Regions from separate parts of the Homo sapiens genome. Here region 2 is linked to region 1. Evidence: chromatin contacts called from ENCODE Hi-C or POLR2A ChIA-PET data. All regions are on one chromosome and are shown on one strand. The core of a region is the stretch at or near the end of the contact, and the rest is flanking DNA. Distances in the headings are between cores, read along the strand shown.

Region 1 (7,667 bases), core at 1,912-4,411:
GCCTGCCTTCGCTGGAGCAGGGCACAGGGGTCCGCGGGGTCCTCGCTCTGGAAGGCGGCCGCCACCACCCGCGGCAGCCAGGACTGATGCATGCTGTCAATCATCCGGTCAGCCTCGTCGATAATCTGCAGGAGACAGGGAGCCCGGGACTGGGTGGCGCGGCCCTGAGCTCAAAGCCCAGGCCCCTGGGGCGGGGACCTACCAGGAAGCGGAGCTGCTGGAGGCTGAATCCTGGGGTCTGGTCGATGTGGTCCACCAGGCGGCCGGGGGTGGCTACCACGATGTCAGCCAAGCAGCGGTACCCATCAGCTCTACAGACCAGAGAGCAGCTCGAGAGAAGGAAGCTTTCTCAAGGGCTTCCGGATAGCAAGACGCTGCCTCACCCCACAGCCCCGACTCCACCCCACATGGGAAGGGGGCCGGTGGGAGCTCCTCCTCTTCACGGGAACAGGTGGTTAAAGATGGTGGCCCCTCCTCTGCTCCCACGGTGCCTCAGGCCACCTGCAGGGCTGAGCAGGGACCCCCTGAAAAACCCGCACCCTGACACAACCTACGTTTTCTGGACGAGGCTCTCCTGCTCCTTGGCCAGAGACTTCTGTCCCGTAACCAGGGAGACTCTCAGAGGTGTGGCATCTGTGTAGATGTTGAAAACTTTGCTCACCTGCAGGAGAAGTCTGTCACTGGCCTGGAGGTAGCTGGTGTCCACCTACTGCAGCAAAAAGGACCCCAGATCTAATCTGGGTCCCCCAGGGGCTGATCGCTGTGCACTCAGCAGGGAAGCTGAGGCGGGCGGTGCCACGCTCCAGGTCTAGGGTCCACATACCTGCTGGGCCAGCTCCTTGGTGGGCAGCACAACCAGGGCACGGATGTGGCAGACCACTCTCGAAAGCAGGGCCTGAGGGGGAAGGAGCGCCTGCGTCAGCAAGGCTGTTACCTGTCCTCTGCACACCCGCTGTAGAGAAAGGGGACCCTCACACAGACCTGCACCACAGGGATGACGAAGGCCAGTGTCTTCCCACTGCCTGTTGGGGCAGAAACACAGAGGTCGCTAGGCCGGTAGCCACCTCTGCCCACCAGAAACCCACAGGCTGCGCTCTCCAGGAGGGCAGGAATCACAGCTGCCTGGACTGGATGAGGAAAGGCGAGAGAGAAGTCGTGTTTACGCCTAGGCCTAGGCCTGCCGCTTCCCTGCCTGTGACCTCTGGGCTGGGCTGCTCTGCTGGAGGCCTGGGAACCGCTCCCCAGAGGGATGGCACCAAGGCCCAGAGGAACGCCAGCCTCAGGAGACCCAAGTGGGAACCATGAGCTTGAGAGTGCTGAGACCACACTTGGCACCGATGTGGCAGGGACGCCTGACCCACGGCCACTCACAGCCTTGTGTGTGGGTGCCCAGGGAGGTGTTCCCTCAGCTGCCTGCCCGGGGCTGGGGCACCTGGAAAGTAGGACGAGATGCCGTGTGCCCGCAGCTGCTTCTGCAGGTCAGGATGGACGTCAGGGATGTCCTCGATAGGAACCAGGTCTTCGGTGACATTCCTTCTGACACAGTTAGGCTCAGCCAGCCACCTTGGCAGGAAAGGCTGGACCTGCCATCAAAAAGAAAGAGAGGCCAGGTGAGCGCTTTCCAGGCTCTCGCGCAGAAGCCCACGGTGGAAAAAGCTAGGGGAGGGAGGCTGGGGAAACCTCTGTCGTCTTCAGCTCCTTCTCAGCCCCAGGATGCGCTTTCCATACAGCCTTCAGAAGTTAAACAGTAAAAGCAGATGCCACTCCCTGAGCAAACTCACTCTGTAGCCTCCCATCAACCCACAGTGGCACCCACCCTCCCGCAGCCAGGAGGTCCTGTGACCTGGCGCTCGCCTGCCCCAGCCACGCCGGCGTCCCTGCCTCGAGGCCTCTGCCTGGCACCCCCAACCCCCAACCTTGACCTGGCTTCAAGTCTTTGCATCCCAACTCAAAGAGAACCTCCTCCACCTGCCCTACCTAAGGTGCCCGAGCACTCTGTCAAACTTCTCGCTTTCTTCACCTGTCTCGCCGGAAATCTCTTTACCGAAAACCACACGTGCTAAGCAAAAACACCAACGGTCAGGAGCTTGCAGAACGGCCTCTGACTTACTCCTGAGGCGGTGAGCGCACAGCAGGAAACCCCGCACGTTCACGCAAACACATCTTGCAGAACTGGCGCGGCGCGGCGGGAGGACAGGGGCAAGCCTAGCAGAGGAAACGGGAGCTCTGCACGTGCAGGATCCAGACCCCTAGGCGATGAAACTGCAGACCTGGCAGCGAGGCGCGGCTGTGACCCGGGAACATTCGCTGAACGAAATCTTCCGGGGCGACCGCCGCACTTAAGAATCCGCGCAGCCTACCCTCTCACGCCGACCACCCTCCCGCCCGCCGAGGCTCACCTTCGGCGCCTTCCTCTTCCCGAACCCCCCCAGCACCAGGCCGGGGACCAGGGGTCCGGCCGCCTCCTCCAGGGCCGGTCCATCTGGGGCCGCCTCGGCGCTGGCGCTGGTGCTGCGCTCCCCCGGCGCCTCCTCGCTGCTCCCTGCGCTGGGCTCCCCTGGCGCCTCCTCGCTGCTCCCTGCGCTGGGCTCCCCTGGCGCCTCCTCGTTGCTTTCTGCGAGGCAGACACCCACCCGGCAGCGCGTCAGCACCGAGTCGCCGGCGCCCCAGAGGGAGCCCGCTCGCCCCGCGGCCCACCTGCGCCCGCGTCCTCGCCGTCCGCCTTCCGTCGCTTTCCCTGCGGCGCCTCCGGGCTCCCCGGCTCCGCGTCGTTCACCCGCCGCCGCCGCCGGGGCCGCCGTCGCCTCCTGGTCGCCGGCTCGGTCGATGCAGCCGCCTCGGTCTGCGCGGGCTCCCGCTGCTGCTGCCGTTCGCGGGCCCGGCTCTGCAGCCGCTCGAGCAGCGCGCGGGCCCTGCCGTGCGCCCCGGCCTCCGCGCCCTCCGGCCCCGCCGCAGCTGCCGCATCGGGGCCCGGGTACCGCGCGACGTAGAACAGCGCCATGGCCAGCCGCACGCCTGGGACTCGGGCGTGGCGCGCTGCGATGACGTCGGCGGCACGCCTGCGACTCGGGCTCCGCGCAAAAGATGGGGTTGGGGTACGGCGCGTAGAGATGACGTCGGGTTCTACGCGCAGTGGTGACGTCACGGGAGCGCCGGCGGCTGAGAATCCGCGTTGTTCCGTGTTGGGGGCGGCATGGAGCGGGAGCCGGGCGCCGCGGGAGTTCGCCGGGCTCTGGGCCGCCGGCTGGAGGCGGTGCTGGCGAGCCGCAGTGAGGCCAACGCCGTGTTCGACATCCTGGCCGTGCTGCAGGTGGGCCTGGCGGCGTCGCAGGGCCGGAGTCGCGGCACGGGAGCGGGACTTGAATGGGGGGCTGCGGCGGCAGGTCCCCAGGAGGTTCCGAGACGGCGTTGGGGGGTCAGGGTGGGAGGCGTGTGGGTCACGGGTCGGGGGTGACGGGGCTGGCGTCCCGAGGGGGAAGGGAACGGGTTGGGGGCAGCCTAGGCAGGGGCGAAGGTGACAGTTGGCGGCCGGGCACCCTGCCGCCGCCTCTCCTGCAGTCTGAGGACCAGGAGGAGATCCAGGAAGCAGTCCGCACGTGCAGCCGTCTTTTCGGGGCCTTGCTGGAGCGGGGAGAGCTGTTTGTGGGCCAGCTGCCCTCTGAGGAGATGGTCATGACAGGTGAGCCCTGGAGGGCCCCGGGGCTGCTCTTCTCTTTCCGTGGGTCGGAGGGAGGCTTTGTCACCATGGGATGAGCGCCCCCAACCCTGGCACAGGCCGTGCAGGCTGGTGGGAGGACGCACCAAGCCCACCGTGGAAGATGGATGGTGGCGTTGGGGCAGGGGTGACATGGGTGCCCTGCAGCTGAGTGTAGATGAACACTGGACAAGGTACGACTTTTTGTGTGCTTTGCACCCCTTTTGTAATTTGATGTTGACTGATCCTGACACGGTCGCTTAAACTCGGAGCTTCCTTTATGTCCCCATCCTGGGGACGTCAGGTCTTGGAGTAAAGAGAGGGGATGTGGATCCTGCTCCTGGCAGCTTGGCTGGGGCAGTCCTGGGGTAGGAGGTGCTCTTCCTGTTTGCAGGGCTCAGGGAATGTGCTGGTCTCAGCACAGGTCTGGGGGCCTTAGCGACCTGTTTCCACCTGCGGAGGCTGAGTAGAAGACAATGGGAGGGTGGAGCCAGGCCTGAGATTTTGGGCTGGGCCCAGGGTGGCGTATGTGGGCCTCACGTGGGCTGACCACCCTAACCTGTCTGCAGGGTCCCAGGGAGCCACACGGAAGTACAAGGTGTGGATGAGACACCGCTATCACAGCTGCTGCAATCGCTTGGGAGAGCTCCTGGGCCACCCCTCCTTTCAGGTCAAGGTGGGTCATTGGGCTGGCCTCATCCTTGTCCATCCCCTGCACCCCAACTCCCAGGTTATCCACAAAGCAGAGGTCTGGGGCTCCCACAATTGTCCAGGCAAAGCTGCTTCCTTCATGGGAGCATCACCCTGTGGGTGTTCAGTCCCATTCAGAAACATGGCTATCGAGTCCTGTAGTGAATATTGAAGACGCAGAATCCGTGTTCATTTCCAGTGGCATCCACGGGGATCTCTGTGTTTGCATAGAGCACGCACACCAAGCCTCGTGCCAGTCCACAGATGTGTTTGCTCAGATCACACTGTGGTCTGCAGCCATGGGAATGCATTATGAGCTTTCTTAAAATCTGTAGTGAGGAATAACTGAGGCACAGTTTACCGTTTAAAGCTGAGAAGTTAGCATCTGTTACTGTGTTGTGCAGTGGTTGCCGCTATCCCAGAACATCTTTATCGCCCCGAAAAGAAATCCTGTACCAGTTACCATCGCTTCCATATCCCGCCCCTTTCCACCCCCAGCCCCAGGCAGCCACTCCTGGATCAGTGGTTACTTCCTGGATCAATGGGTTTGCTTTTTTTAGACGCTCCTCATAAGGGGGATCATACGGTATGTGGCTTCTTCCACTCATCGGCGTGTTCGAAGTTCGTTCTCTTTGTGGCTGAGTAGCAGCGCGTCGTATAGCACAGCACGTATCGTTCAGCCGCTCGTAGGTTGCTGGGCATTTGCGTCGTTTCCACCTTTGGCTGTTACGAACAGCGGACTGTGAACGTTCGCGTACAAACTCTTGTGTGATGTTTCTTTTGCTTGAATATGCCTTATCAGTGGAATTACAAGGCCACACAGCAGCTGTGTTTTTAATGTTCTGAGGAACTACAAGACTGTTTTCCATAGTAGCTGCGCTATCTTACCCTCCCCCTGGCAGCATTTGAGAGTTCCATACTCCACATCCTCGCCAACACGTCTGTCTATAATTATAGCCGAGCTGCAGACTTTTAAATGTTGGGGAGATACCACGTGAAAATAACCAGTTTCCACCTTCTCAGAAAGAAATAATCAGTTCTGTCAACACGGGGTCTAAGTTTGTTCATGGCTGCGATTGGCTGGAGGGAGAGTCAGAGACAGCTCTGAGACAGCCGTGTGCTCCTGTCATCCCGCACGAGGCTCTTTTGCTTTGTGGTGTCATTTGCCTGGGCCCTGAAAGCACTGAGTTTGCCACCCCGAGATGAGAGCTTCCAAGCCTGGGTCTGAGTTGGGCACCATGCTGGCATCACACGCCTGTGTTTTCACAGCTGTTCCCAAGGGTTATGGTGGCATTCCCGTGACACAGGTGACGAGAGAGCAGTCAGGTGGCCCATAAAGCAGACCTGGGCTGTGTACCCTTCCCCCGCCAGACTCTGTCGTGAGCACTGGATCTCTTTAACTAGAGATCTTGTCATCTCTACGTCATGGGTGGGACACGGAAGCCCAGAGTGGCATCTGGTGGCGTGTGGAGCAAGAGAAGGCCCGGCCGCCCTTTTCTCAGCTCTGGGCCTAGATGGGAGGGGCTCCCTGACTGGGCTGAGCTCTGGGCCCATCCGTGGGGTGAGGGCATCACAGCCACCCTGCACTGCCCCCTTCCCAGGAGCTGGCCCTCAGCGCACTCCTGAAGTTCGTGCAGCTGGAAGGAGCGCACCCCCTGGAGAAGTCCAAGTGGGAAGGCAACTACCTGTTCCCCCGAGAGCTCTTCAAGGTGAGGGCCTTGCTGGGGACTCCCAGAGGGCCTGGCTGGCTGGCCAGATCCCAGGATGGCCCCGTAGTGGGGGCGGGGCCTGCTGAGCTGAGCCTGGCTGTTGGCTGGGACACTCCTGTGGCTCCTGTGGCCCACCCAACCAGGAGGAGTCTGCCTGGGGGGCTCGATGGGGCAGGGCTGCCTGCCTGGACCTTGCTGGCGTATGCTGGGCCGGGCAGGGCTGCTCACTGGTCCTTGCCCCTAGTTGGTGGTGGGAGGCCTGCTGTCTCCTGAGGAGGACCAGAGCCTGCTCCTGTCCCAGTTCCGGGAGTACCTGGACTACGACGACACCCGCTACCACACCATGCAGGCAGCCGTGGATGCCGTGGCCCGGGTCACTGGCCAGCACCCCGAGGTGGGTGATGGGGTCCTGTCGCCAGCATCATGCTGTTGCCTCCCAGGGAGGCAGGGACTGGGGGGCGGCGTCCAGGCACTCAGGCCAGGCTCCGCAGGTGCCCCCCGCCTTTTGGAACAATGCCTTCACGCTGCTGTCTGCCGTGAGCCTGCCCCGCCGGGAGCCCACCGTCTCCAGCTTCTATGTGAAGCGGGCGGGTGAGTGTGCTGAGAGTCAGGGGCGGACAGGGCTGAGCCTTGGTCTGCCTCCCCTGCGGGTCAGGTGACCTTTGCCCTCGCTTTCCCTGCAGAGCTGTGGGACACCTGGAAGGTTGCTCACCTGAAGGTGAGTTGCTTCTGGAGAGCCGGGCACCCTCCCGGGTTTGGGGGTGTGTGTGGGGTGCATGTGAGACCCCATGGAGGCTGCCGCCTTCCTCACCAGAGGAAACTCCCAGGGTACAGGTGGCAGCTTGCACGGCCACCAGGTCACTCGAAGTGTGGGAGGTGACGAGACCTGTGAACTCGGGACCCTCCCTTGGGTCAGAGGCCACCGCCGCCTCTTGGAGTCAAGCCTCTGGTGCCACCTGTGGGCCCCGTGGGCTGTTTTGGGCGCAGCCCCCCTCTTGGCCATGGTCTTGCCAAAGCTGCTTTCTTGGCTGTTCTGAGACTCCAGCCTCGAGGGCAAGGCGTACCTGACTTGAATGGGGACAGGAAGAAGGAAGGCAGGGTCAGAAAAGTGGAGAGCAGGCTTGTGTTGGCTCAGGCTGGGCTTCGGGGTGCCCTGGCAGCTGCTCGGGCTCTGGTCTGGGGTGGGGAGGGCGGCGAGTGCAGTCTGGACCCCGTTGCAGGAGCACAGGAGGGTTTTCCAGGCCATGTGGCTCAGCTTCCTCAAGCACAAGGTAGGGGCCAGGCCGGGGAGGGGGCGGGGGCGGCATCCGGGTCTCCCCCAGGGCGGAGGCCTCACCCCGACCCGCCGGCCCCCGCCCACCCGCCCCTCACCCCCACCTGCCGGCCCCCGCCCAGCTGCCCCTCAGCCTCTACAAGAAGGTGCTGCTGATTGTGCATGACGCCATCCTGCCGCAGCTGGCGCAGCCCACGCTCATGATCGACTTCCTCACCCGCGCCTGCGACCTCGGTGAGTGCCGCCGCCTCGCTCACACCACACCCCTAATCCCCTCGGTGAGTGCCGCCGCCTCACTCCT
Region 2 (7,667 bases), core at 3,513-6,012, 740 kb after region 1:
CTACCAATATGCACCACCACGCTCAGCTAATTTTTTAAGTTTTTGTAGATACAGGGTCTATGTTGCCCTAGCTGGTCTCAAACTCATAGGGTCAAGAGATCCTCCTGTTTTGGCCTCCCAAACTGCTGGGATTACAGGCATGAGCCACCGTGCCTGGCCTGAATATCAGCATTCTAATCTGGAACCGAGATGCTTTGTGCTAAAGTTCTATTCACAGCATTTGCTGCGCTTGACGCTTGGTGGGTTAAATCTTTCAAGCAGTTGATGTACATTTCTGCCACTCTCTTAGAATAAAGAGCTCTTGGCTGGGCGCGGTGGATCACACCTGTAATCCCAGCACATTGGGAGGCCGAGGCGGGAGGATCACCTGAGGTCAGGACTTAGAGACTAGCCTAGCCAACATGATGAAACCCTGTCTCTACAAAATACAAAAATTAGCCAAGCATGGTGGTGAGTGCCTGTAATCCCAGCTACTCTGGATGCTGAGGAAGGAGAATCACTTGAACCTGGGAGGCGGAGGTTGCAGTGAGCCGAGATCACATCATTGCACTCCAGCCTGAGAAATAGGAGTGAAACTCCGTCTCAAAAAAAAAAAAAAAAAGACTGGGCGCAGTGGCTCACGCCTCTAATCCCAGCACTTTGGGAGGCCGAGGCGGGTGGATCATGAGGTCAGGAGATCAAGACCATCCTGGCTAACATGGTGAAACCCTGTCTCTACTAAAAATACAAAAAAAATTAGCCGGGCATGGTGGCGGGTGCCTGTAGTCCCAGCTACTTGGGAGGTTGAGGCAGGAGAATGGTGTGAACCCAAGAGGCAGAGCTTGCAGTGAGCCGAGATCGTGCCACTGCACTCCAGACTGGATAAAGAGCTCTTTGGGAAAACAAGGTTGTTGCACCCCTTCCTACACGTTACCTAGGCTTTCCCTTTTCCCCCAAATAATGCCTTATAAATGGCAGGCACATCATTGCTTTAAAATAATCAAGTTCTGTCTGGGCGAGGTGGCTCATGGCTGTAATCCCAACGCTTTGGGAGGCCAAGGCAGGTGGATCATTTGATTTGAGGCCAGGAGTTCAAGACCAGCCTGACCAACATGGTAAAACCTCATCTCTACTAAAAATACCAAAAAACTAGCCAGGTGTGGTGGCACACGCCTGAAATCTCAGCTAGTCTGGAGGCTCAGGCAGGAGAATCACTTTAACCTGGAAGATGCAGGTTGTAGTGAGTGAAGATCGCACCACTGCACTCCAGCCTGGGTGACAGAGTAAGACTCCGTCTCAAAAAATAAATATATCAGGCCGGGCACAGTGGCTCACGCCTGTAATCCCAGCACTTTGGGAAGCCGAGGCGGGTGGATCACCTGAGGTCAGGAGTTCAAGACCAGCCTGACGAACATGGAGAAACCCCGTCTCTACTAAAAATACAAAAAGTAGCTGAGCGTGGTAGCACATACTTGTAATCCCAGCTACTCGGGAGGCTGAGGCAGGAGAATTGCTTGAACCCGGGAGGTTGGAGGTTGAGCCAAGAAGGCACCACTGCACTACAGCCTGGGCAATAAGAGCAAAACTCCGTCTCAAAAAAAAAAATACATATATATATATAAAATAAATAAATAAAATAATCAAGTTCTACAACTGTTAGGAACTGAATGTTTGTAACTGAGTGTCTGTACCCCCCTAAAATTCATATATTTAAGTCCTAATCCCCAATGTGACTGTATTTGGAAATGGGGCCTGTGAGCTGATAAATGTTAAATGAGGTCACTAGGTGGGAATCAGATGTCACAGGGCTGGTGCCCTCTTAAGAGGAGGCAGAGAGAGCAAGCAGAGTCCCCCTCTCTGCCATGTGAGGACACAGCAAGAAAGTGGCCACCTGCAAGCCAAGAGAGCCCTCACCAGGAACCCAATCTGCCAACACCTTGATCTTGGACTTCCCAGCCTCCTGAACCATGAAAATAAATTTCTGGCCAGGCACAGTGGCTCACACCTGTAATCCTAGCACTTTGAGAGGCCGAGGCAGACAGATTGCTGGAGCTCAGGAGTTCGAGACCAGCCTGGGCAACACAGTGAAACCCCATCTCTACTAAAATAGAAAAAAATAAGCCAGGTGTGGTGGTACGTGCCTGTAGTCCCAGCTACTCGGGAGGCTGAGGCAGGAGAATCGCTTGAACCTGGAAGAGGGAAGTTGCAGTGAGCCGAGATCATGCCACTGCACTCCAGCCTGGGTGACAGAGCAGGACTCTATCTCAAAAATTAAAAAAATAAAATAAAATAAAAAATAAATTTCTGGCCGGGCGCGATAGCTCACGCCTGTAATCCCAGCACTTTGGGAGGCTGAGGCAGGCAGATCACGAGGTCAGGAGATTGAGACCATCCTGGCTAACATGGTGAAACCCCGTCTCTACTAAAAATACAAAATACCACTGCCAGGCGTGGTGGTGGGCGCCTGTAGTCCCAGCTACTCGGGAGGCTGAGGCAGAAGAATGGCAAGAACCCGGGAGGTGGAGCTTGCAGTGGGCCGAGATCGCGCCACTGCACTCCAGCCTGGGTGATAGAGTGAGACTCTGTCTCAAAAAATATATAAATAAATAAATAAATAAATAAATAAATAAATAAATTTCTGTTGCTTAAGCCACCCAGAATGTAGTATTTTGCTATGGTAGTATGAACAAACTAATACAATAATCTTAAAGTTTTTGCTGGCAACATTATTTATAAATTCACTAAAATCGTTCCTATTAAAAGATAAACTCAACGACATATTTTCTCTCCTTGTCTTAACATGTAATGTCCTACCATGTAATAACATGTATAACATGTTACAATAACAATGGCTAATGCTAAGTGCTAACGCTAAAGTTCCTTCTAAGCAGTCCGTGTATGATCTCATTAACTCCTCAGAGCAAATCTATGAAGTAGGTACATAGGCGCAGAAAGATGTCGTTAGCCCAGAGTAATGTGTTGACAGATTGGAAACCCACATAATTTGTCTCTAGGGCCTCTGCTCTTCACCAAACCTCCTAGTCTATCAAGTAAAGACAAAGGGAAAAATCTTCAAATACTTCCTCTTGTCTTAAAGGGATAATTTTGATATGTTATGATGATATCTAAATACTTTCAAAGTTGTAAAATAAACTTTGACTTGATACTGGAATGTAAGACTACCAAAACACCCCAAAAAACAAAACCAGGTCAGACACAGTGGTTCACACCTGTAATCCCAGCACTTTCGGAGGCCGAAGCAGGTGAATCACTTTAGTTCAGTTGTTCAAGACCAGCCTGGGCAATATGGCGAAAGCTCATCTCTACTAAAAATACAAAAATTAGCCAGGCATGGTGGCGCACGCCTGTAGTCCCAGCTACTCCGAGGCTGAGGCGGGAGAATCACTTGAACCGGGAGGCAGAGGGTGCAGTGAGCTGAGATCACACCACTGCACCCCAGTCTGGGCCACAGAGCAAGACTCTTATCTCAAAAAAACAAACAAAAAAACAAAAAAAACCAGGTGCAAGCACATTATAAGGGGTGAAATTAACCAAAAAAAAAAAAAAAATTGCTTCCAAACAGCAAATATTTCCCATCCTCGCTCCTTTTTAGAGTATAATGTCGGAGCTAATTCATTAATTTTCAGACAAACTAAACATTTTTGTTGACAGGACCAGCGCATTTCTCTCCCCATACAAAGGCTTCAGAGGAAATCAAACAACCAGATGGTCACTTGGGAGACTGGAGGCAGTGAATGTGGAGGCTGAGGGAACTTTCTCTCACCCGTTGTATGACTTTGTTCAAGTTTTTAGCTTTCCAGGTTTATTAAATAAATAAATATTCTAGGGGCTGGGACTTGAGATCTTTTTTAATATAAGCACTACAGCTATAAATTTCCCTCTGAGTACTGCCTTGGCTGCATCCTAAATACCTTTTGGTGTATTCTATTTTTGTTTCATTTGTCTCAAAACAAGGTCCCCGTTGTAAAGACTTATTTGACCCACCGGTTGCTTTAAGAGTGTGGTGTTTCATGTCCACATATCTGTGAATTTTCCACTTTTCCTTCTATTATTTTTAATTTCGTTCCATTACAGTCAGAAAAGATACTCTGTACGGCAACGAACGTGACAATATTGCATTCTGGAGAGTATATGAACACAACTAACTTATACAGTTGTAACGAAGGCTAAATGATGTGCGTGAATCATGCGCAAGAATCGGTGGGCAGAACACCGAATAAATACCAGTTCTTACATGACATTTCACTCCACGGAAAAATCTGGAGCGCACACTGCACCGCCGCCCGTGTGGCCTGCCCGCAACCCGGTGGCTCTGCCCGGCCCCGGCCCCCGGCCCCGGCCTCAGCCCCGCACCTCGTCTCCGCCCGATGGTCCACTCCCGCTTCCTCAGGAGGACGTGCGGCTCGCCCTCCTCCGCGCCCAGACGCAGGAGCCGTCCCCAGGGCTGCGGCGGCGGCGACTGCTTGCCTTCCTCGGGCCGCTCCATCGGGATTCACATCTGCGGAGACCCCGGAAACGCCCATGGAGACTCCCGACCCCAGAGGCCGAGACTCGGCGCCCGCCCCACCCCGCGGGCCCCGGCCCGGCCGCCCGCGCCCACGCAGCCCCGCAGCCCGGCCTGGACGCCGGCGGGCGCCCCCTCCCACGGCCGCAACCAGGTCCCCCTTCGCCGCCCGCCGCAGCCCCCTCGCCAGCCGCGCTTACCCCCGCCCCGCGCCGAACCCGGAACCGGCTGCGCCGCCGCCGCTGTCAAGAGACATTGCGGCTCCCTCAGCTGATCCGCGGGGCGGGGCCAGAGGCCTCTGCGCCCCGCGATTGGCTGGCGGCGGCGCTCACCAAGAGCGGCAGCTAAAGCGGAGCCGGGAGTGGCCCGCGAGAGTAGGCGCGTGGAGGGCGCTCGGCCATCTTTGATCCTGACCAGGCGACTTCGTCGCCTGCGGATCACGGAAGTGGCTGCGGTCGGCGCCATGTTATGTTGGGGCAGAAGGGACGGGGAACTTCCGGATTGGAAGCCCCAAGGATTCTGAGAGCCCCGCTAATCTGGGGATGACTCCTAGGAGTAGAAGACGGTCCATCTTAGTTGTCACGAGGTAGTGCACGTGGGGACCCTTTCGGGTACAGTTGCACACAGTGGATCACACAGATCCGAAGTCTGAGGCACAGGGCGCGGTCCGCGAGTGGGAGCGGCTGCTTGTGGGCAGGGTGGACGCGGGGCCACGTCTTGGCCGGCGTTTTGCGGGGTCTTCCTGTTCTGAACGCGCGTAACTTTTGCCTCAGTATCTCACTTCTTGGAATCCGGCGGCGTTCACGTGTGTGCTCCAGAGAAGGGCGCCAGAGGGTATTCCCTGAAAGTGAAAGGTCGGCGAAAGAGGAGTAAAGACGGCGAGACGCGTCCACGCAGGGGGAGTCTGTGCGGTTTGGAGGAACGCGCCAATGTCTGCACTCATGAGGAGCCCCCAAGGGCGGTTTTAAGAGGGTGAAGCAGGACCGGGCGCAGTGACTTACGCCTGTAATCTAAGTGCTTTGGAAGGCCTAGGCAGGAGGATCTCGAGCCCAGGAGTTCGAGATTAGCCTGAGACCTCATCGCTACCAAAATAAATAAAGTAGGCATCCATTTGTGTAAAACAAACCATATATACACACATATATACATATATAAACATTTGTATATATAGGTATAGGCATAGTTATCTATACCTTGTAAACCAAAAATAAAATTGTAAGCCTCCCCAACCAACTGAATGAACTGAGTCTCTCAACGCCAAAGTTAATCTGAAAAACCAGTTCAGTCCCTGATGGGAAGCAGGGTTTGGATATGTCCCATTATACTGTCCTCCCTTTGGAATTCAGGTATAACTGACCAGCGTCGACGTTAAAACAGACAACTTAAGGCTGACCAAACGGTCTGTAGCATTAAGATACATCACATGACAAATAGCAGGCCCTGGAAGAAAACGAAGTATTTTACCCTGACATGTATTTATTTAACATAGTTTTACGTAGCCCTGCAAAACTGTCTCCTGGGGGAAATCTACTTTGTAGAGAATCTCCTTCCTTTTCCACATCTTTTCCTGATCCAGGAGAGAATGTAAGACTCTGGCACCTTTTTAACTCTGATAAGAAAAGTTTACCATCTATTCTCTCTGAAGCCTGCTGCCTGGAGCGGCATCTGCATTAGAATGGCCAGAGTGGTGGTGCTCAAGCCTGTAATCCTAGCACTTTGGGAGGCCGAGGTGGGTGGATCGCTTGAGCCCAGGAATTCAGACCATCCTGGGCAACATGGGGAGACCCCGTCTTAGCTGGACATGATGACAGCACATGCCTATAGTCCCAGCTATTCAGGAGGCTGAGGTGGGCAGATTCCTTGAGCCCGGGAGGACAAGGCTGCGGTAAACCACAGTCTGTGCCACTGCAATCCAGCCTGGGCAACAGAGACCCTGTCAAAAAAAAAATAACAAAATAGAAACTTTGTCTCCCTTAGCTTAACCCAGACAATCCTTTCTATTGATTCCAGGTCTTTAGATAATAACAACTCTTTCAACCAAGTGCCAATCAGAAAATCTTTGAATCCATCTATGAACTTTCTCCCTAAAAGGTGTAAAACCGGCTGGGCGCAGTGGCTCACGTCTGTAATCCCAGCAGTTTGGGAGGCTGAGGCAGGTGGATCATGTCAGGCCTCTGAACCTAAGCTAAGCCATCGCATCCCCTGTGACCTGCATGTATATATATGCCTAGATGGCCTGAAGTAACTGAAGAATCACAAAAGAAGTGAAAATGGCCTGTTCCTGCCTTAGCTGATGACATTCCACTACAAAAGAAGTGAAAATGGCCGGTCCTTGCCTTAACTGATGACATTACCTTGTGAAATTCCTTCTCCTGGCTCATCCTGGCTCAAAAAGCTCCCTCATTGAGCACCTTGTGACCCCCACCCCTGCCCACCAGAGAACAACCCCCCTTTGACTGTAATTTTCGTTTACCTACTTAAATCTTATAAAACGGCCCCACTACCCCTATCTGCCCTTTGCTGACTCTCTTTTCGGACTCAGCCCGCCTACACCCAGGTGAGTAAAAAACTTTATTGCTCACACAAAGCCTGTTTGATCGTCTCTTCACATGGACGCGAGTGAAATTTGGTGCCGTGACTCGGATCGGGAGACCTCCCTTGGGAGATCAATCCCCTGTCCTACTCTTTGCTCCGTGAGAAAGATCCACCTACGACCTCAGGTCCTCAGACCAACCAGCCCAAGGAACATCTCACCAATTTTAAATCGGGTAATGGCCTCTTTTCACTCTCTTCTCCCACCTCTCTCACTATCCTTCAACCTCTTTCTCCTTTCAATCTTGGTGCCACACTTTAATCTCTCCCTACTCTTAATTTCAGTTCCTTTCCTTTTCTGGTAGAGACAAAGGAGACGCGTTTTATCCATGAACCCAAAATTCCGGCGCCGGTCATGGACTCGGGAAGACAGTCTTCCCTTGGTGTTTAATCGCGCAGGGACGCCTGCCTGATTATTCACCCACGTTTCAGAGGTGTCTGACCATGCAGGGACGCCTGCCTTGGTCCTTCACCCTTAGTGGCAAGTAATGCTTTTTTGGGGGGCAAGAACCCCCCAACCCCTTCTCTCCGTGTCTCTACCCCTTCTTCACTTTCCTGGGTGGCAAGCACC

Evidence for each region. A loop is a pair of places that touch in the nucleus more often than their neighbours do. ChIA-PET counts read pairs that join two places held with the same protein, here RNA polymerase II (POLR2A). Pooled maps may share reads with other maps.
Region 2: a loop to region 1 is called in a map with no recorded cell type, with 20 times the contacts of the local background. The contact joins the promoter of CHFR here to the promoter of NOC4L in region 1. A Hi-C loop is called at or near these places in 1 of 37 single-sample maps with no recorded cell type and 8 of 50 pooled maps. POLR2A ChIA-PET finds 5 or more read pairs at or near these places in 3 of 52 experiments (BJ, Panc1 and activated CD4-positive, alpha-beta T cell).

Annotation. Positions count from the first base shown.
Region 1 is chr12:132,141,296-132,148,962 of GRCh38, forward strand. NOC4L (nucleolar complex associated 4 homolog) reads left to right here and starts at 3,162. Exons shown (of 15, transcript NM_024078.3): 1 at 3,162-3,310; 2 at 3,559-3,679; 3 at 4,264-4,370; 4 at 5,986-6,093; 5 at 6,338-6,487; 6 at 6,585-6,684; 7 at 6,777-6,811; 8 at 7,314-7,364; 9 at 7,489-7,600. The coding sequence starts at 3,194. DDX51 (DEAD-box helicase 51) reads right to left here and starts at 3,024. Exons shown (of 15, transcript NM_175066.4): 1 at 2,698-3,024; 2 at 2,400-2,614; 3 at 1,433-1,583; 4 at 982-1,127; 5 at 824-895; 6 at 555-661; 7 at 203-311; 8 at 1-125. The coding sequence starts at 3,001. RefSeq lists enhancers at 1,110-2,015, 2,945-3,244 and silencers at 2,615-2,814, 2,885-2,934.
Region 2 is chr12:132,882,843-132,890,509 of GRCh38, forward strand. CHFR (checkpoint with forkhead and ring finger domains) reads right to left here and starts at 4,763. Exons shown (of 18, transcript NM_001161346.2): 1 at 4,705-4,763; 2 at 4,354-4,498. The coding sequence starts at 4,486. CHFR-DT (CHFR divergent transcript) reads left to right here and starts at 5,000. Exons shown (of 2, transcript NR_110919.1): 1 at 5,000-5,090; 2 at 5,278-5,729. RefSeq lists a silencer at 4,620-4,739 and enhancers at 4,810-5,219, 5,556-6,358, 6,359-7,159.